5 separate regions of the Homo sapiens genome follow, and regions 1, 3, 4 and 5 are each linked to region 2. Evidence: chromatin contacts called from ENCODE Hi-C or POLR2A ChIA-PET data. All regions are on one chromosome and are shown on one strand. The core of a region is the stretch at or near the end of the contact, and the rest is flanking DNA. Distances in the headings are between cores, read along the strand shown.

Region 1 (3,874 bases), core at 1,018-3,517, 800 kb after region 2:
AACAAAACAATAAATCACGCCCTGACTTGCTGCATTTGCCCATTTCCATGGTGTAAATACTCCCCTTACAGCCAATTTCGTGCTACCAATGTGACATTTCTGAATAGAGTTGGGAAGAGATGCATACAACATATGTAGTATTTCCACAGGGAATACAATGGACAAATAACCTCAAGAGCAGAATTATTAGTAAAATGAAGAAAAAAACTACAAAGTGATGAGTTTTTAATATTTATTATATTTAAAAATTTTTTTTTAGAAATAGGGTCTCACTCTGTTGCCCAGGCTGGAGTGCAGTGGTGTGATCATAGCTCACTGCAACATCAAACTTCTAGCCTCAAGCCATCTTCCCGCCTTAGCCTCCCAAAGCACTGGGATTACAAATGTGACTCAACATGCCTGGCCTATTACTTTTATTTTTAAGATAATTTAATTGTAGCTTATATAATTTGATTTCTAATAATGGTTGTGCTTATGACCTGGCTCATAAAATCCCTGAAAATTTAGCAATCAACCTAATGCTAGCTCTATCTTCAAAAGGAGGCTTTGGGAAAGCAAGTAATTTTTGTATCCACTAAAGCACAGAGCTAAAAAAAATTGGGGGGAGGGGAGACATCTATTGAGGGAACGCCACATGCAGGGTAACGTATTTTCTGGAGTACTATCCTGTATTGATATTGTATGCTCTTTAGCATTCCCATGCTGTCTGCCACTTTTGCTGGAGTCTTGATACTTGATACTGTTAATGCAAAATAAGTAGCAGGCCATTAGTTTGGAGTTGTTTTTGTACCCAGAAAGCAACCCAAAATTTAGAGGTATTCCTTGCACCTTTTGTTTGTTTTGTTTTTTTGAGATGGAGTCTCGTTCTCTCATCCAGGCTGGAGTGCAGTGGCGAGATCTCTGCTCACTGCAATCTCCACTTCCCGGGTTCAAGTCATTCTCGTGCCTCAGCCTCCCGAGTAGCTGGGATTACAGGCACTTACCACCACGTCCGGCTAATTTTTGTATTTTTAGTGGAGACGGTGCTTCGCCATGTTGGCTAGGCTGGTCTCGAACTCCTAACCTCAGGGGATCCGCCTGCCTCAGCCTCCCAAAGTGCTGGGATTACAGGTGTGAGCCACCGCGCCCGGCCCCTTGTACCTGATTTTGAATGGAGTTTCAACCAATCACAAACAGACAACCAGCCAAGTGGTTATATAATTAGGGACCTCCCATGTGACCATACCCAAATAAGGCAAACGCTTAGCTGTAGCCAATCAAATTTCTTTACTTTCGTGTTCAGCCTATAAAGTTTGATGCCTGGGCAGCTAGAGCAGGGGTGTCTGAGCCTCTTTTGGTTCTGACTGTTGTCCGATTCAAAATCTAAGTTTGTTTTGTCTGAAATTTTTATTTCTACAATACCTATCCAGAAATCAGTCTAGGCTGGATATTTGAAGGAAGAAGGGAATAACTGGCTGGCATATTCATCACCTGTTGGAAATCTCTCTTCTCACACATTTTCATTAACTTCTTGAGGAAGTGTAATTACAAGCGTTTTCCCACGAGCAGCCCCTACTAATAACGCATCAAGCTGCATGAATTCCGAAAAGCTTCAGAAAACTTGTGGTCTGAAACCCTACTATGCTTGAGGTACAGGAAAGAAGGATACTATCAAAAGGCATCATGCAGCTGGCACGGAACTGGGACAAGAATTTGGGGGCAGGATGGCCAAGTGCTAGGCCAATTGACGGTCTCCAAACCATTAGCACAGCTCCTATTCTGAATGGAGGAGTAAAAACAGCTGTTGGAGAACTTGGACGTCATCTGCCCTTGTCAAACCGTTTTCAGGATTAATGTACTTAATTCAGCTTTTTCCACTACACCACACAGCCTCCTGTAAAACACCCTCCCTGCACACAACTTACCCCCAAAGCACCAGGAACCTAGCTGGCTAGAGTTGAGCTTAGGAAAAACCTGAGTGGCTCCAGAGTCAAACTGCGATAACGTTGAGTCAGAGGAGTTAAGGACAAAGTAGAGCTGCACAGAGGCCCACGTCGTGCAAGTGCGTGTCTCCTTCAGAGAAAAGCGTGCCGAGGTAGACTAGGCCCCGGGCAGCAAAAACCCTGTCCCGTCGCCAGCGCCCCGCACCGCCAGAGCGACTGGAGCAGACGCGAGCGCTGGGCACGTAGCCGGTGGCGCGCACGCTCAGCCCGAGGCCGCACGGGAGGCTGTCTGGCGTGCGCGCCCCCGCGGCGGTGGGCGGGGTCCGGGGCGGGGCCGCAGGAGCAGTAGGTGTTAGCAGCTTGGTCGCGACAGGTGCGCTAGGTAGAGCGCCGGGACCTGTGACAGGGCTGGTAGCAGCGCAGAGGAAAGGCGGCTTTTAGCCAGGTAAGGGCCTTCTCTCTCCACAACCGGAGAGTGCGGGAAGACCCCGGCTTCTCTCCACACCCTCTTTCTCCTTCGACTTTTGGGGCGGGGGGAGTGCAAGGAGTGTGAGTCCCTCCCCCTCGAGATAAGGGGTCGAGGGACGCTGATCCTCCGTTCTTTCCTCACTTCTGGGGCCTGCGCTGGGTGGGGAGTGCTTATGTCGGGCTGAGCCTTTGCTGCCCAAGGGCGGGAGCTGCAAATACCCCGTCCTCTCCCACCGAGAACACTGCATTCTAACTGTATACTTTCTGGTGTGGTGGAGGAAGGTGACAATTCATTAAAACTCCAAATACCCTCCTTCCAGGGAAATACTGTAATATTCAACTGTTCTTTTTCCTTCATTTTCAGCCATTCCCTCTCTTTTCGATTTTTTCTCCCTTCCATTACGCCAGCTGAACTCTGTTTAAGACACTTACACCCTTTTGAGGAATGTTGAGAATATAGCAGTCCTTGCAGCCGATGTGTCATCCCCGAATCGCTATCGTGTATATATCGCTGGCACTTGCCCCCGACATATGTTGGTGTTAATGTAAGGTAATTGTACACCCCTGGCTACACATACTAAAGCTTGAAGTTGTAGCTGCTAGGAACGAACCATCTGGCACCCTTCCTAGCCTCCTTACTGATGCTTGCAAGAACGGTTTAGCTGATCCTGGTGAGAGATATTTGAACTACTATTGTCTTGCACCTAATTCCAGCTTTCAAAAGTCTGCCTTGGACGGGCGCAGTGGCTCACGCCTATAATCCCAACACTTTGGGAAACTGAGGCGGGAGGATCGCTTGAGCCCAGGTGTTTGAGACCAGCCAAGGCAACTTAGCGAGACCCTTGTCTCTACAAAAAAATAAATAAATAAATAAAAATAAAAGATAAGTCTGCCTAATCCAGATCTGCCTAATCCAGATGGTTCAATTGACTTGACTTTTCAGGTTAGTCAAAGGTAATTAGGGAGTTATCAGTTTTTAAGGCAATGCCCATTTTGGGGAGAGGTTTTCTTTTGCATTAAGTATTCTTTCTTTTGCTCTTGATTTAAATGGTTTAACACAGTACCTTTTATCTGCTTGGTTACCAATACTATTCACAAATGCTAAATATTTCAGGAGCCATGAAATAACACCAATCCTTTCTTCTGAGGTATGATGTAGACACAAAAGAACATGACCCCTAACAACATGTTCTAAGTTCCTGTAGAGGTATAACCTGGGTGCAGGATGATCACGTTTTAGATAGATCTTCAAAAAATTATAGAGTTGGCGTGAAAGAAGGCAAAAAAAAGTGTGTGTTCATATATGTTTTCTTGTTTTGCATTGATAGAACAACATATAATGTACTAGGTAATTAGTTTAGGAACTTATTTCATTCTTTGGACAAAATATTGAGTGCCTTTCATGTCAGTCCTACTGTAGATTCAAAGTGCCAAACGTCTTTACCCTAAAAGAACTTAAAATCAAATGGGTTAGACAGATCCAC
Region 2 (4,151 bases), core at 705-3,204:
GGAACCAGCCTAACGTGAGTTTAAATCCTGCTGTCCATCCATCTATCCAATAAATATCTATCATACTCTTAAATGTCAACTACTAGGCTTTGTACTGTGTGTTGAGGATACAGTAAACAAAACAATTCCTTGCTCTCACCGAATTTAGTCAAGTGAGACAAGACAAAAACAAATACGTGGATGCTAAGAAGAAATATAAGGCACAGGGATAGAAACTAAGGAGAAGCACCATTTTAGAAATATGGTTAGGCATTTGTGCCCGGGAGTTTGAGGCTGCTGTGAGCCGTGATTGCGCCACTGCACTCCAGCCTGGGTGACAGAGTGAAATCCTGTCTCTTAATGCAGGGAAAAAGAAATATGGTTAGGGAAGATCTCGGATATGGGGACATTCGAGCAGATATTATGTGAGGGAGTAAGTATGTGGCTAGCTGGTGGAAGCCAGACAAAAGGCCCTGAGGTAAGAGAATGATTGCCCAGTTGAAGGAGCTGCAATGAGGCCAGTGTATTCAAGCAGAGTATGGAAGGGGGAAAGTAGAAGCAAACAAGATGACAGAACAAAATGAGGGGGCGGGGTGGGGGTCGGGGGACAAGAGAATGCAGCTCGAGCTTGCCGAGCCTTATAGTTCAAGGGAAAGACAACAAAGAAGAAACCAAGGCTATGTGTCCTTGGCAAATCACATACAACTTTTGACTTCTTAATCTTGGTTTTCCCCTTTTTTTTCTTTTTCTTTTTCTTTTTTTTTTTGAGACGGAGTTTCGCTCTTGTTGACCGTGCTGGAGGGCAATGGTGCAGTCTTGGCTCACTGCAACCTCCGCCTCCCGGGTTCAAGCCATTCTCCTGGGTCGGCCTCCCGAGGAGCTGGGATTAAAGGCACGTGCTACCACCCTCGGCTAATTTTTGTATTTTTAGTAGAGACAGGGTTTCACCATGTTGGTCAGGCTGGTCTCGAACTCCTGACCTCATGACCCGCCCGCCTCGGCCTCCCAAAGTGCTGGGATTACAGGCATGAGCCACCGCGCCTGGCGCCCTTTCTTAAAAATAGGTTGCGGAAGGGCGCGGTGGCTCATGCGTATAATCCCAGCACTTTGGGAGGCCGAGGCGGGCGGATCGCCTGGGCCCAGGAGTGCAAGACCAGCCGGGGCAACATGGCGAAAACCCCTTTTCTATTTAAATAAATAAATTAGTTTGCAAAGTTGAGAAGATTTTTTTTTTTTTTTTTTTGAGACGGAGTCTCGCTCTTTCGCCCAGTCTGCAGTGCAGTGGCGCGATCTCGGCTCACTGCAAGCTCCGCCTCCCGGGTTCACGCCATTCTCCTGCCTCAGCCTCCCGAGTAGCTGGGACTACAGGCGCCCGCCACCACGCCCGGCTAATTTTTGTATTTTTTAGTAGAGACGGGGTTTCACCTTGTTAGCCAGGTTGGTCTCGATCTCCTGACCTCGTGATCCGCCCACCTCGGCCTCCCAAAGTGCTGGGATTACAGGCGTGAGCCACCGCGCCCGGCAGCAATTTTTTTTTTTTTAAAGAAAACACTCAAAGCACTCCCTCATATAAGTAGATAACTCAAGATATTGCTTGTATTCTTTATAACCTGCGCAGGCTGCAATAAGTCATATTGCTGAAGACTAAGACCCCATGAGCGAGGAGAAGGGGGGATCATGTTCCTAATGGCGTGTGGTCAGGACACGAAAGAAAAAGGGAGCTTTGGAGGAGAATTCGTTTATTTAAGATCTGTAGCTGAGTCTCCTCTCTTCCCCCATTAAAAGGTTGCAGCAGAGCTGCCGCCTCGGGAGCCGGTTTGCGCGCCGGCTTCGGCTTTGCAGCAGTTACCGCCTACAACTCCCGGCATGCTGCTGGGTGTGGGCCGGCCCGTAGACTCCATTTCCCAGCCAGCCCCGGGTCTCGGTCAGGACGTGCCGGCGCCTATAAGAGCCAGTGCGCTGCGGCCGGATCCTATTGTTAGCCGGAGCCGGGGCGGTTCTGGGCGTCTGCTGCCGGGGGCGCCCGAGTTGCCGGAGACGCCCGGCCCTCTCTGCCTGCCGGCTGGGCTGCCCACCGCCCTCCCTCCCCGCCCTGCCGCCCTGGGAGCTCCCCGGCCGTCGCCGCGGGGCCCGGGACTCGCTCGCTCCTCCCTCCTTCCCACCGGGCTAGGGCGGCGGCGGCAGCGGGGGCGGCAGAGACCATCACGGGAGGAGGCAGCTGCGGCGGGGCCGGTAATGGGCCTAGGGGTGCGGGGCGGAGGGTGCCGCCTCGTCCTTTCTCGGGATCGGCCCTCGGGCGGCCGTGGAGGAGTGGTCAAGCCCAGAGCCGTGCGGATGGAGGGGTCAGAAATGAGAGGCTCGGACGGGAGCGGTCGGGGGGCGGGGAGGTCGGGTGCCGTTGGGAAGGAACCGAGTCGGGAAGAGGCGTGGGAGCGAGGGGCACCGAGGACGCTGGCCCGGACTGCGGGGGCAGCTCGCGGGAGACCGATGGGCGGCTTGGAAGCCTGCAGGATTGCAGATGAGGATTGAGTTCGGAATGGAGTGGAGAATGATGTAGGATGGAGGAAAGTGAAGGAAGGGGAGGGGGAACAGAGGAAAATGTGGGAGGAGTGGTTGGGAATTTGTGAGTAGCAGGCAGGAAGGGATGCGGAAGGCTGGGTAGGGGCTGCAGAGGATTGGAATGAGCGGGAAGGTTAGCAGGAATCAGAGGGAAGTGGGCCGAGAGCTGAAGGGTTCGGCAGGAGTGTTCATTAAAAGGAACTGGTGACTTGACATGTCCCTTCGCTCCGGTTCCTGATGTCTCCCATATTTCTGGCGTCGTGTGGGAAAATGAAAGCATCAATTGCCCTGGTTGCTAGCTTGATCTTTTTTCATAGGCCCAATTACGCAGCCAACTGCCACCCGTCCCTTTTAGTGCTGTGGTCTTGATTCATCCTTTTAAAGGGGTTGAGAGTGGCAGTGTGACACACAAACTGTTCTTCAGAATGAAATGCTAGAAGTTATCCCCACAAGACAACACTGTCCCCTTGTCCTGCAGTTTTCAGTTCAAGGTAAATTCATAGTTCAGATTTTTTTCTTCACTGGCTTTCTGTCTTGCAAATCCACAAAGCCAGGATGTTGGTTGTGCCGGTGTTATAAATGACTGGATATCCTTGAGAGTTAATGCAGCATCATGTTCCAGTTCCCACAAAGATCTGTCTTCCACACGATGGTAGTTTAGGCATGGAAAATTCTAACCTTGTGTTAGTGAATGGGTAAAAATCGGGGAGTGGGGGTGGTGAGTGCACGGCTTTCTTTAAACACCTAACTTAAGCGGGGGGTTTTCACTTGGGTGCTTTGTAAGTTCATGATCCTGGTGATCACAAAGACACATGGATCCATGAAATTCATGGTATATGAGAAACAACCACAGTATCTTGTAAAAGGAGAAACAGGGCAGGTCATTTTATTCAGGTTTATGGTAACACAGCAGCAAGCCTTCCTTCCAACCCAGCTACAGATGGTAGCCCTGACCATCTTACTGGAGGTTTTGATTCCTTGACCTTTAGCAGAAGGTTGGGTTCCAGTCAAGTGAAGAGGCTTTCTCCTGTGAGATGTAGCTTATTACTTTGGACTCATTTAAGAAAGAGACTTATATTACCTAAACTTTGCAAATAGATTCTTCCAGAAAATTTTGCCTGGGCAGTCCCTCTTGCTGCTCTCACATATGCTGTTTTTTTTTGTTGTTGTTGTTGTTTGTTTGTTTGTTTGTTTTGGTGGTTATAGGAATCCTTTTAGGCCTGAAAAAAACTTAGATCTAGTACTAAAATATACATATTCTGGTGGAACTGTTTATTAGGTGCTAGCCTGATGTATTCTGTGCTCTGGATCTTAACTATTTCATATAACTTTGGAAAATGTTCAGCTAGAAACTCTTGAGAAAAGACCATTAGACATGTAGCCAGAAAGTGTCAGCTGACCTTTCATTTCACTGGCATTTAAAAGCTTTAAAGAGAGTTGCATTATTTTCTCCAAAAGCATTTGTTGAGTTGGTCATTTTGACAGTTAACTGTCGGTTTTTACCTGCATTCCTAGGTGCTAAAACTTACAAGTGTATCTCTTGAACACAGGCATTGATCCTCTACCAATGAATAATTGAGAGAGGTAGGAATGACTGATTTTTCTAGTTGTAG
Region 3 (3,829 bases), core at 736-3,235, 550 kb after region 2:
CAGTGAATTTAAAATAGGATCTCCTTTTCATATACTTTGATAAACAGATCTAATCATAGGTCATCTCAGGAACTAAGAGCTAGGAAGAACTAGATTCTCTCATCTAGCCACTTCATCTCCCAAAGGATAGGAGAGGTTAAATGACTTGCCCAAGGTCACAAAGCTTATAAACAGAAGTGAAACCCAAACCCACAATCTTTTCCATGTTACCTCACTGTCTCTGACATTCTCCTAATCTCAGAATGCTGTCCAGTTGATTTCTCTAAAAACCAACTGAGGCCGGGCATGGTGGCTCACGCCTGTAATCCCAGCACTTTGGGAGGCCGAGGTGGGTGGATCAGCTGAGGTCAGGAGTTCAAGACCAGCCTGACCAACATGGCGAAACCCCATCTGTACAAAAATTAGCCGGGCGTGGTGGCTCATGCCTGTAATCCCAGCTACTCAGGAGGCTGAGGCAGAAGAATCACTTGAACCTGGGAGGTGGAGGTTGCAGTGAACCGAGATTGCGCTACTACACTCCAGTCTGGGCGACACAGTGAGACTCCGTCTCAAAAAAAAAAAAAAAAAAAAATGAAATGAGAATGTGTAAAAAGAGTCCAGTCATTGGGTTTCAAAAGTCTTGAAAGTGTTTTTTTAGACACACATACATAATATAAATTCCCAGAAAATAAGGATTTGGCTAAAACTTGGTTCTCCATGAAAATGAGAAATGAGTCCTCAGCCTGTTGATGCCAACTTGACCAGATGAATCTCTTGTCCCTGAGTTCCCCAAAATGCTGATAAAGTCATATTTTATTCCCCAGAATACATGCCTAATTGGAGTTCTAACTAGTTGACTAATGACTAAAAAATTTAGAATCATGGGGAATGAGTTAGAGTAAGGAGATGGCTTAGAAAAAAATGAATTCTAAGTATTGATGAATTCTAATTATGATAATACCAAGTTCCAACTATCATACCTCAAATCTCTGATTTCACCTTCTGTCACAGGGGGGAAAAAAGTTTCTCCCATCTCCAAAAAGTAACAGGTACTTTTTATAATATAAAGTTAGGCCCGGCTCAGTGGCTCACTCCTATAATCCCAGCACTTTGGGTGGCTGAAAGGCAGGCAGATCACTTGAGCCCAGGAGTTCAAGACCAGCCTAGGCAAAGTAGTGAGAATCTCTGTCTAAAAAAATTTAAAAATTAGCCAGCATGGTGCCCACTTGGGAGGCTGAGGCGGGAGGATTGCTTGAGCCCAAGAGGTAGAGGTTGCAGTGAGCTGTGATCACACCACGGCACTCCAGCCTAGGCAACAGAGCAAGATCCTGTCTCAAAAAAAAAAAAGGAAAAAAGTTGTCTTCCTTGATAGGGCAGTTAAAAAATGGTTAGAATCCACAACTTCCTGTAGGTGAAATCCCTTCTTACCCTTGGAATCTGCTCCCTTTCTGAAGGATCCTCTGCTCACTTTACAGAGAACACATGCAAACACACACAAAATGCAAAACAGCAACAGCCAAAACTCTAGTTCGACGCTACCCTCACCCTACACAACTTGTCAGGGGTTGACCTGCAGTAATGGCTGATAAGGCTGACAGCAAAAGAAAAACAATCATCTTGGTTGGGTTATTTAATTTCAACTGAAGACTAGAAGACTACAAGACTCATCCTTACTACTCTCCTCTCCCTTCCAGAAAGGTCATGAGAAATATGTAGTCTTGAATTTGATGAGACTGAAAACAGAGAATTCCAAAGCATGAGAACTTATTACTAAACAACTGCTAATTAAAACAAAATGGACACTTTAATATTCTTTAAATTAATTCTATGTAAAACCTGATGAGGTAAACAAATATGGTCATGTCTTGTTCTTTATGACTCACTGTGACTCTGTCACATCCTCCTTCTCACTACTACCTTTGCTGTTAAGCACACAAACCATTTTAGATAACAGCTTGTAAAAGTTGGGAAAGCAGTTTCCTGTCAAATGAATCAGAAATAGATCACTGAAAAACCAGCCCGGTGAGGGCCAGAGGAGTCACTAACAAAGAGTTACTCTAATTCACTCAAGGCTTAAGTTTCTCTGCGTTTTTTCTCACACAGGAAAGAGTAAGACTTATACACTGCCCTTTCTTCCCCCACTTCCCTGAGAGCCCAAGGACAGCGCCCTGCTCCTTCTAGAGGAAAGGGGGTTACCCACACTCCCTTCTCTCAGGTCAAACCACACCCTACATTCCCAGCTGAGACTAGAGACCTCTTGTCTCACCTACTCTTACTCATCTTCTCTGGCACATCCTCACCTCACCTACCTTTCATGTCACTGACCACAGTGACTTTCCACAGAAGCACAGCTGCTTAAATGCTGGTGGGTTTTTTTGTATGTCTTCACAATGCATGTTCCAAGGATACATATATTACACTCTTATTTTTATTTGTTTTTTGTTTTTTGAGACAGAATCTGGCTCTGTCGCCCAGGCTGGAGTGCTGTGGTGCGATCTGGCTCACTGCAGCCTTCACCTCCCAGATTCAAGCGATCCTCCCACCTCAGACTCCCAAGTAGCTGGGATTACAGGCGCATGCCACCACACCTGGCTAATTTTTGTATTTTTAGTAGACACGCGGTTTCACTATGCTGGCCAGACTGGTCTGGAACTCCTGACCTTAAATGATCTGCCTGCCTCAGCCTCCCAAAGTGCTGGGATTACAGGCATGAGCCACCGCACCCGGCCAACACTCTTATTTTTAACTCAGAGAATACTCATAAGGCCACTAGGCAAGAACTCCCTCAGCTTCCTCATCCATCACCTATGAGTATCTGCCTCTGCTCCCATCCTTTCCTTCTTCCCTTCTGTTTCAGCAGAAAAGGAGTCATTCCTGGCATCCTGAATGATCACTCCAGCAGCACTTAGGGTCTCAAGCTTTGCTGACTCAGGGAGACCTCGTTCCATCACATCTTTCTACTCTAGACTTTCAATTCCTCCTCCCCAAGACCTCTTACCCCTCCACCAACAAATGAACACACTCAAGTCTCTACCTTCTTAACATAATTCATTTGTTTGGCCATCAAATATTTGTTGAGTGCCTACTACAGGCCAGGAGCAATTTTTTACTCTGGAGATAAAGCAGTGAATAAAACTAAGTTCCTGCCCTCAGGCAACTTATTTTCTAGTGAGGAGAGAGACAAAGAACAGATGAATGTGTATATATCCTAGCTACTTCCTTTCTCTCCACCTCACACGGCCAGGCTTGAAACAGCAGGGTACCCCGCCTGCCTCTACTTCCACTTCCTCTCTGCTTTGCATTCCTTATCCACTTTCAACAGGCTGCAGTGCCCCTTCCTTGCCCCAACCCTGTCCCTAAACCCTACTAAAACAGCTTAGGCAAAGGTCACCACCAATGACCTCTGCTTGTAATCTCAATTGCATTTTCTCAGTCCTAGTCTCAAACTCTATGCAACAAGAGACACTTAATACTCCTTGTTGTTTTGCTCTTCTCCCTCTGGTCACTCATACCCCTCTGACCTCTTTTCCAGGTTCTTTTTTTCAGCTTCCCCCTTAAATGGTGGTGCTTTCCAGTTCTGTGTTTAGCCTCTGCTCACTCAATATGCTCTCCTTGGCTGGGTGCAGCGGCTCACACCTATAATCCCAGCACTCTGGGAGGCCGAGGTGGGCGGATCACAAGGTCAGGAGATCGAGACCATCCTGGCTAACATGGTGAAACCCCATCTCTACTAAAAATACAAAAAAAAATTAGCCAGGCGTGGTGACAGGCATCTGTAGTCCCAGCTACTCGGGAGGCTGAGGCAGGAGAATGGCGTGAACCCAGAAGTCAGAACTTGTAGTGAGCTGAG
Region 4 (4,143 bases), core at 318-2,817, 1.0 Mb after region 2:
GGCTCTCTGCCTAGTACTTTCCTGTGTTACCTTGATGGGACGTTTCAAGGCCTCTTGGATATCTAGCCGTTTCCTCATGATAGTCTGGTCCAGTTTCCTTTCAAAAGCCAAGAGATCCATATAGGCCTGGGATTCTGGTACCAGTTCACGAATCTTAGGAACAGAAAAATTAATTGAAATCTAGGATGATCATCTCTATACTCAAACTCACCACACTTTCCAGAAGACATATAGCCTGGACTCACCCTTTGAGGTAGAATTTTGTCAGCCATCTTCTTTTTCTTTGCACTGTTGGGAATAAATACTATTATCAGGTTGGGACAGAACTAGTCAGAACGTGAAAATAAGCTGTCAGCACGTCCATTTATAGTAATGTGAAGGGACTGCAAAGCTTCTCTCAAAGAACTACCACCACCACCACCACCACCAAGCATTCTCAAGGATGAGTTCTGTAGCACCATCTGCTGACACAGCACCACCACTTCTTGGTTCAGGTACTCCCACCACCTGTGTCCTCCCAGGCTCCCTCCCTCCCTCCCTCTGCCCCAGGATCATCTTACTTGTGGTTTCGATTTTGGACCGCCTGCTGCTGGACCTGCTGGATCTGCTGAGGGGCAGGTCTCTTGCGGGACTGATCCATCCCTGACTGGGCCAGGCCAGGTCGGACTGAAGGGTTCCCCCCATAGCCAGGGGGTCCCATGGAAGGTCCCTGAGGTGTCATTCGGCTGCCTGGCAACATACCTGGTCTCTACAGAGGGGAGAGGACCCAGAGATGTCATGGTTTCACCTGCTAAACCCCATCAAGAAAGAAAAGCAGGGAACGCCTGAGATCTTTGAATGAAGTAAGGTTTAGGGATGGAATGGAGGACAATGAGAGGAGAACCCTTTGCTCCAGTAGTGACTCCATAGAAAAACAGAGTCCAAAAGCTAAGCGAGAGCCAGATTATACTCAAATTCTCAGTCTATTTTGGATGGGACACATCGGACATCGCCAGTTCCACATTTACTCTGCTAGCTACTATCTCTTTAGAAGCTGACCTCAATTTGTCAGCTACACGTTCTGTGTTCCTCTGATCACTGGAGCTGCTCAAGCCCCTTTGCACTCCGGCCCTCATACAGGTATCCCTGGACCCACTTCACCCACCCAGGTTCTCTACCGACTCCCCAGGGAAACAATGCCCCTAGGAGCAGGTGTGTAACTGCCTCCCCCTCTCTTTCTGCGCACTGCCTCCCCCAACCCCCACCCAGAGCCCGAACCCCTCCCAAGGGAGTCCCTCCTACTTCTCCCCCCACCCCTGTCACTCCCATGTCCCCGCTCGGCCCCGCCCCCGGCCCGCGCGCCCCTCCTCCTGCCCCACTCACCGGATAGGCCGCTCCGGGCATCGGGGAGCGGTACAGCCCTTGACCCGGAGCCGGGCCCATTCGCACAGGAGGCCCCGGAGTTCCGCCCGGGCCCAAGGCAGCAGCCGCGCCCGCCCCTCCTGAGGCTCCGGCGCCGCCGCTTGGAGCCACAGACTGGAAACCCGCCCGGGCCGCCATCTTCCCGGAGCCGCCGATGCAGCCGCACAAAGAACCGGAACCGGAACTCCCCCCGCCCCCCGAGCGCCCCCCGAGCGCCCGCCTGTTCCCCCGGCCGGCCGGCCGGCACGGGAGGCTCAGGGCAGCGAGACTATGGGATAGAGCGGGGCGACTAGCGGAAAAGGCGTGCTGGCCACGCCCTCCCGCCTTCACGGTCCGGGAGGGAAAACCATAGAGAAGAGCTCTGCAATAGAGAGGCCGCGTGAGCGGGCGCCCCCAGGCCGACGGGAGGAAGACAAGGACCTGGAAAGGGGGACGGACCACAGCCTCAGCCCCAGTCTCAACCCCAACTCGAGCCCTCTGATGAAGAGGGGCTTGGAGTAATAGCTTCATCTTGGCGCATGGCGTTAACTTTCCAAAACGCTTTGACTGCTTTTCGTTTCGTTTTCTTACTGCTATAACTATCAGGGGCTGAGGAGGGAAACACAGTTTATTCCATTTTACAAATGGGAAAGCTGAACTCACAGGTGAATGACTTGGCAAAGGTCAACCAGCAAGTTAGCCATAAAGCCGAAGCCAAGATTCCAGATACCCTTGCTCATAGCCCGGGACTCATTCCACAGATAAAGTGCCTCAATAAGTACCTCACGTGGGAACTTCATCCTAACTTTCTCTCTGACCTAACCTGCTTCCGGATTATTATTTTTTATTTTTTATTTTTTTTTAGATGAGGTCTGTCTCTCTCTCGCCCAAGCTGGAGTGCAGTGGCACCATCTCAGCTCACTGCAACCTCCGCCTCCCAGGCTCAAGTGATCCTCCCAACTCAGCCTACCAAGTAGCTGGGACCACAGGCATGCACCACCATGCCAGACTGTTTTGTATTTTTGGTAGGGATGGGGTTTCGCCATGTTGCCCAGGTTGGTCTCGAACTCCTGAGCTCAAGCGATCTGTGCTCCTCAGCCTCCCAAAATGCTGGGATTACAGGTGTGAGCCATTGTGCCTGGCCTCAGATTTTTTTTTTTTTAAATATTAAAAAATAGGGATGGGGGGCTGGGCACGGTGGCTCATGCCTGTAATCCCAGCACTTGGGAGGCCCAGGCGGGTGGATCATGAGGTCAGGAGATCGAGACCATCCTGGCTAACACGGTGAAACCCCGTCTCTACTAAAAACACAAAAAAATTAGCCGGGCGTGGTGGCGGGCGCCTGTAGTCCCAGCTACTCGGGAGGCTGAGGCAGGGGAATGGTGTGAACCCGGGAGGCGGAGCTTGCAGTGAGCCGAGATCGCGCCACTGCACTCCAGCCTGGGCGACAGAGCGAGACTCCATCTCAAAAAAGAAAAAAAAAATAGGGATGGGGGTTTCACTATGTTGCATAGGCTGATCTCGAACTCCTGGCCGCAAGTGATCCACCTGTCTCAGCCTCCCAAAGTGTTGGGATTACGGGCATGAGCCACCGTGCCAGCCTGCTTCCAGATTTTATGATAAGTTCCAGTTTATCTTGAATTTTGACTCTGCTCTCTCTCTCTAAAGCATCCTTTGTATTGGGGATTCTGTTTTGGAACTTTGTTGCCTTTGACTTCTCCCTCTTTCCCTGCCCAGTGGTTCAAACTATTCCTGATATAATGGTCAGCCTGTCCCATCCCAGGGGGACCACAGTGTCCCTACTCAAACCTTCTCCTTACTCATCCCCTAATTGGCCCCAAACCAAGCTCAGCTTTAGGCACTTAGTGAGAATATCTAAATACTTTTTCAAATAAGAGAACAACACTGAAGAGGAGATGGTTGAAACCCAGTTTATTAGACCAGAGGCATGCGTCACCCAGAGCCCTGCCTGCTGTTCCCCTATCCAATGCACACTTTTTGGCCTCATTCCTGCTTCCCTCTGGGGAGGTATGATCTCTGAGGAAACTCTTAGGAACCAAGAGATTCCAAAGATCCTACAGCCTTACTCTCCAGCTCCAGGCCAATGCAGCTGCTCACAGGTCCTGTTCTGGGATTGAAGACCAAGACACAGCTAGGGAAGGAAGGCCTGAAGAGGGGTTGGGGCTCAGGCCTGGAAGGAGTGTCTGGTGGAGGGAGGGGGGGCAGGCCCTCCACCTCACTTGTCTCTCATTAAGATAGGGTGAGACAACAGCAGAGCTTTCAACTCCTCCTCTAGGCCTCTCTTTCCTCCCAAACCCACCTCACCAGAAAATAAAAGTGGTGGGCTTGGGTATCAGGTGAGGAAAGGGGGCTGGGCACCCAGAAGGAGGAAAGGCCACTGACTGAGGACCTCAGCTTCTGCCTGTCAGCATCCCACTGCCCCAACTTCAGGAGTCGCCAATCCCCAGCTCCCTTCTGTCTCTGACACACTTGGCTTAGTGTCCAGGGTAGACCTCCATCCCCTGGGTGGGGGCTATCTCTACAGCAACCCCTTCCCTGGGGATGCCACTGTCAGCTGGGCAGAGGGCAATGGGATAGGAGGAGCAGGGGAAGAGAATGTTAAGGCTGCAGGGAGGGCCGAGGGTGCCCGGGTTGGGGGAGAGGGTGAGGCCAGAAAGAGGCAGAGCTTGTGATTCACAGCTTCCTTTGTCGCCACTGAGACAGTGCAAAGGTTACAATGCGCGTGTCGTCTCCTTGTGCTTC
Region 5 (4,043 bases), core at 75-2,574, 920 kb after region 2:
TGGGATTACAGGCGTGAGCCGCGCCCGGCCTTTTTTTGTTTGTTTTTGTTTTGAGACGCTCTGTTGCCTAGGCTGGAGGGCAATGGCGTGGTCTCGGCTCACTGTGATCTCCGCCTCAAGCAATTCTCCTGCCTCAGCCTCCCGAGTAGCTAGGATTACAGGCATGCACCACCACACCCGGGTAATTTTTGTATTTTTAGTAGGGACGGGGTTTCACCATGGCCAGCCTGGTCTCGAACTCCTTACCTCAGGTGATTCTTCCGCCTTGGCCTTCCAACGTGCTGGGATTACAGGCGTGAGCCACCACACCCGGCCTGCCTTTACGTATACTTTTTGAGTGCTTCCCTTTTCACTTTGTTTTTCTTCCATTTCCTTTTCCCCAAGAGAAGAATAAAAGGATTTTTGTAAACTTTTTTTATTTTTATTTTGGGACGGAGTCTTTGGTCTGTCGCCCAGGCTGGAGTGCAATGGCGCGATTTCGGCTCACTGCGACCTCCGCCTCCCAGGTTCAAGCGATTCTCCTGTCCCAGCTTTCCGAGTAGCTGGGATTACAGGCACAGCGCCACCAGGCCCAGCTAATTTTTGTATTTTTAGTAGAGACGGGGTTTTGCCATGTTGGCCAGGCTGGTCTCGAACTCCTGACCTCAGGTGATCCGCCAGCCTCGGCCTCTGAAAGTGCTGGGATTACAGGCGTGAGCCACCGCGCCCGGCCTTTTGTAAACTGTTAAGTCCATTTTTTCTGAGGAAAAGTGACTAATTTTTAAGGGATAAAGCAGTGAAAGTAGGCTGAGGTCACGGGGCACGAAGGGAAGAAAAGGTTGGGAGCGAAAAGAACTCTAGTGGCGGACAGTAGTGGGCAGGACCAGCTGACATCCAAGAGAAGCCCTGACCTGAGAGATCGATCTGGCCTCCGGGAGTGGAGACAGAGGTACCGCCTGGGTGGGAGCCGGAACGGATTCGATTCCAACAGGCTGAGAAAGGAGAATGTCCCCGTAAAGGAGCTAGGCCTGAAATAAGGGGTGTGGCCGTAGCTGGATGGAAGAGTGAGGGAGGAGTAGAAGCGTGGCCTAGACCAGCAGCAAAAGAGGGCGGGCCCAGGGCCGCCCGAGGCGTGGTCCCAGGGCCGGGCTGGGCGAGTCAGAGGCTCGGGAAGGGGCGTGGATCCCCGGAGGCGGTCCCCGGGTTGCAGTGAGGGAAGTGGGCCGGGAGGAGAGATGGGCGGTGAAGAGGCCCGGCCCTGCCAGGGAGGCGGGCGGATCCGTGGCAGTGACCAGAAGGGGCCGGAAGGGGGTGGCCGCCGGCCGGGCCCCGCCCTGGGGCCGCCTCCCCGCGGGTTCCGTTGGCTGTGGCGGCAGCTGACGCTTGTGGCGGCGGTGGCTTCGGGGTGGGCGTAAGATGGCGACAGCAGCGCAGGGACCCCTAAGCTTGCTGTGGGGCTGGCTGTGGAGCGAGCGCTTCTGGCTACCCGAGAACGTGAGCTGGGCTGATCTGGAGGGGCCGGCCGACGGCTACGGTTACCCCCGCGGCCGGCACATCCTCTCGGTGTTCCCGCTGGCGGCGGGCATCTTCTTCGTGAGGCTGCTCTTCGAGCGGTGAGAGCCCGGGAGCGAGCGGCTCGGGGGCCGGGCGCGGGCCGGGGGCGCCCCGCTGTGGGAAGGGCCGAGGGCCGGAAGCAGAACTGCAAGGAAAGCCCGGAAGCAGGGGCTGGGGGAGCTTGGGCCGCGGCGGGTGATGCTAGGCGCGTGGGCGAGGTGGTAGCCTAGATGGAGAAGGAGTTTGGGGCGTGGGCAAGAGAAAGAGTGAGGGTCTAGGGGAATGCTGGGCCCCTTCAATGTTAGATCCGGAGTTGGATTGGGGGGGTCATATAGGCCTCCTCCCAACCTCCAAGGGTCCTACAGATGAGGAAACAGGTTCAGTGTGAGCTCTGGCAGAGGCCCCGAAGAGAGGGATAGGAAGGGGCCAGGAGAACCAGAGCTAGTTGTGACCATGGAAGCCGAGGGGTCAACGCAAGGGCCAGACGTTCCAAGGGAAAGGAATGGACTCATCAGACTCTTAAGATTTGTTAGGACGCTTGAGTTTCCGAGAATTGGGGGGAACAGGATTAGTTTGGCCCTAAGAGTTGGTTTGGTATGTCAACTCATGCACGTTTGTTGGTAGGAGGGTAGAAATCTGGTTGGGATAGGGTGTGGTGGAGCCCTAGGCTTCCAAAGTAATGGAAAGATGTCAGATTAGTTGCAGAACAGGCCTTGGGGCCTGAAATGGAAGGAGGAGTGTGTTCGAAGGGATGGAGGAGAGCCACAGGGCTTTATCAGAGGACAGCTATATTGAGCCAGATTCTTTTTTCTTTTCTTTTTTTTTTTTTTTTTTTTGAGACAGAGTTTCGCTCTTGTTGCCCAGGCTGGCGTGCAATGGCACGATCTCGGCTTACCGCGACCTCCGCCTCCCCTGTTGAAGCGATTCTCCTGCCTCAGCCTCCCGAGTAGCTGGAATTACAGGCACGCGCCACCACGCCCGGCTACTTTTTGTATTTTTAGTAGAGACGGGGTTTCGCCATGTTGGCCAGGCTGGTCTGTAACTCCTGACCTCAAGTGATCCGCCCGCCTCTGCCTCCCAAAGTGCTGGGATTACAGGCGTGAGCCACCGCACCCGGCCTTGAGCCAGCTTCTAAATGAGTTTAGCAGAATTGCAGTATACTTTGTTCAACCACATGATTTCACCTTTAAGTGAATGGATCATATGTTTGTCCAAGATAAAGATATTCACTGAGGCTTTGGTGTGTGATATTATAATGTGAATTTATACCTGTGGGTGATTTTGATCAAGTCTACTCAGACTCCAAGAAAGGAGACATGTTTCTGCCATAGGCCTCAGGTAATGAGGGTGGTTCTTGGACATCTGTTCGTTTTGCCTTTATCCAAGCATAAATGATTGTAATGCAGGAATGCCCTTTCTAGGATGGGAATATGTTGCAGGTGAAATAATCTGTTAATTTCTGAAAGATAGCATCTGTTTGGGATTGCTTCTTTGATTTGCCTACTGTTTTTGACTCAAGTCTTTCAAAATCTTGTGTTCTATTTAGCTAGTCACGCATCCATTTATTCGTAGTATTTGTGCATCATCATCATCAAAATGCTCTGCCAGACGTTCAAGTGCAAAAATAAAGATGCTTAAGTGAAGCAAATGAAACCCAAAGATCTAAATGGCTTTCCTTGGCCCTCAGGAACTTAGTGTAGCAAGGTTTTTTTTTTTTTCTTTTTCTTTTTCTTTTTTTTTTGAGACGGAGTCTCGCTCTGTCGCCCAGGCTGGAGTGCAGTGGCGCGATCTCAGCTCACTGCAAGCTCCGCCTCTCGGGTTCACGCCATTCTCCTGCTTCAGTCTCCCGAGTAGCTGAAACTACAGGCGCCCGCCACCATGTCCGGCTAATTTTTTGTATTTTTAGTAGAGACGGGGATTCACCGTCTTAGCCAGGAAGGTCTCGATCTCCTGACCTCGTAATACGCCTGCCTCGGCCTCCCAAAGTGCTGGGATTACAAGCGTGAACCGCCGCGCCCGGCCTTGTTTTGTCTTTTTACGTGTAATCGTTGTAGTTAGTCATCCTGGAGTGGAGGCACAAACTGCTTGTCTGTCTTTGGAATAAACTAGATCCAGGTACTCTCTTCCATAGTCTCTGTATATGAGGGCCAAAAAAAAAAAGGAGGAAGGCAATGTAATCACTACAAAGGAAAATACACAAGTCAGGACAAATTTTTTTTTAAAAGGTGATTTTCATAGAAAAACATCTCTGCTTTTCATATAAATATGTGCCAATATGGAAATTTCCCCATGTTAGTGGTAAGAGGAAATAGTTTTGTTGCTTATAAACACCCATTTTATATAAACTTACGTATCTCTTGAGATTCCAAAGTGTTCCCTCAGATGGCTGAAGACATATATCCCCTGGCAGAGCTGCTGGAAGGGATCCTTTACCTGTGGGAATTCTATCTGAGTGTTTCTATGGTGCTCCAGTGTCAGAGGAGTACAGGTGGATGGGAATACTGAGCTGA

Evidence for each region. A loop is a pair of places that touch in the nucleus more often than their neighbours do. ChIA-PET counts read pairs that join two places held with the same protein, here RNA polymerase II (POLR2A). Pooled maps may share reads with other maps.
Region 1: a pooled map shows a loop between it and region 2 (6-fold over the local background). The contact joins the promoter of LIMA1 here to the promoter of CSRNP2 in region 2. A Hi-C loop is called at or near these places in 4 of 50 pooled maps. POLR2A ChIA-PET finds 5 or more read pairs at or near these places in 3 of 52 experiments (HEK293, HepG2 and T-cell).
Region 3: a loop to region 2 is called in a pooled map, with 2.9 times the contacts of the local background. The contact joins the enhancer-like site here to the promoter of CSRNP2 in region 2. A Hi-C loop is called at or near these places in 2 of 50 pooled maps. POLR2A ChIA-PET finds 5 or more read pairs at or near these places in 2 of 52 experiments (A673 and GM12878).
Region 4: a pooled map shows a loop between it and region 2 (9-fold over the local background). The contact joins the promoter of SMARCD1 here to the promoter of CSRNP2 in region 2. A Hi-C loop is called at or near these places in 5 of 50 pooled maps. POLR2A ChIA-PET finds 5 or more read pairs at or near these places in 2 of 52 experiments (OCI-LY7 and WTC11).
Region 5: a pooled map shows a loop between it and region 2 (9-fold over the local background). The contact joins the promoter of CERS5 here to the promoter of CSRNP2 in region 2. A Hi-C loop is called at or near these places in 6 of 50 pooled maps. POLR2A ChIA-PET finds 5 or more read pairs at or near these places in 2 of 52 experiments (CD8-positive, alpha-beta memory T cell and activated T-cell).

The regions. Positions count from the first base shown.
Region 1 is chr12:50,281,913-50,285,786 of GRCh38, reverse strand. It overlaps LIMA1 (LIM domain and actin binding 1), which reads left to right and starts at 2,267. Exons shown (of 11, transcript NM_016357.5): 1 at 2,267-2,367. LOC107984505 (a long non-coding RNA gene) reads right to left here and starts at 2,166. Exons shown (of 2, transcript XR_001749144.2): 1 at 1,905-2,166. RefSeq lists a silencer at 2,047-2,356.
Region 2 is chr12:51,081,399-51,085,549 of GRCh38, reverse strand. It overlaps CSRNP2 (cysteine and serine rich nuclear protein 2), which reads left to right and starts at 1,954. Exons shown (of 5, transcript NM_030809.3): 1 at 1,954-2,211. RefSeq lists an enhancer at 903-1,529 and a silencer at 1,903-2,392.
Region 3 is chr12:50,531,112-50,534,940 of GRCh38, reverse strand. The region is part of intron 1 of DIP2B (disco interacting protein 2 homolog B); the gene reads right to left. Among named protein-coding and RNA genes, the nearest start is that of DIP2B, 28 kb to the right of the region's middle. RefSeq lists an enhancer at 1,930-1,999. Within about 2 kb of position 1,985, at least 19 of the 41 ENCODE cell types and tissues checked have a DNase peak (open chromatin) inside an H3K27ac peak, as active enhancers do; they include A673 and GM12878, where a contact is called at or near this core.
Region 4 is chr12:50,082,766-50,086,908 of GRCh38, reverse strand. SMARCD1 (SWI/SNF related BAF chromatin remodeling complex subunit D1) reads right to left here and starts at 1,567. Exons shown (of 13, transcript NM_003076.5): 1 at 1,363-1,567; 2 at 561-748; 3 at 246-288; 4 at 31-153. The coding sequence starts at 1,539. ASIC1 (acid sensing ion channel subunit 1) reads right to left here. Exons shown (of 12, transcript NM_001095.4): 12 at 3,298-4,143. RefSeq lists enhancers at 144-875, 1,725-1,984, 2,342-3,074 and a silencer at 1,215-1,654.
Region 5 is chr12:50,164,650-50,168,692 of GRCh38, reverse strand. It overlaps CERS5 (ceramide synthase 5), which reads left to right and starts at 1,324. Exons shown (of 10, transcript NM_147190.5): 1 at 1,324-1,592. The coding sequence starts at 1,396. LOC124902931 (a long non-coding RNA gene) reads right to left here. Exons shown (of 2, transcript XR_007063304.1): 2 at 3,070-3,667. RefSeq lists enhancers at 1-736, 788-947, 1,838-1,977 and silencers at 1,048-1,447, 1,548-1,697.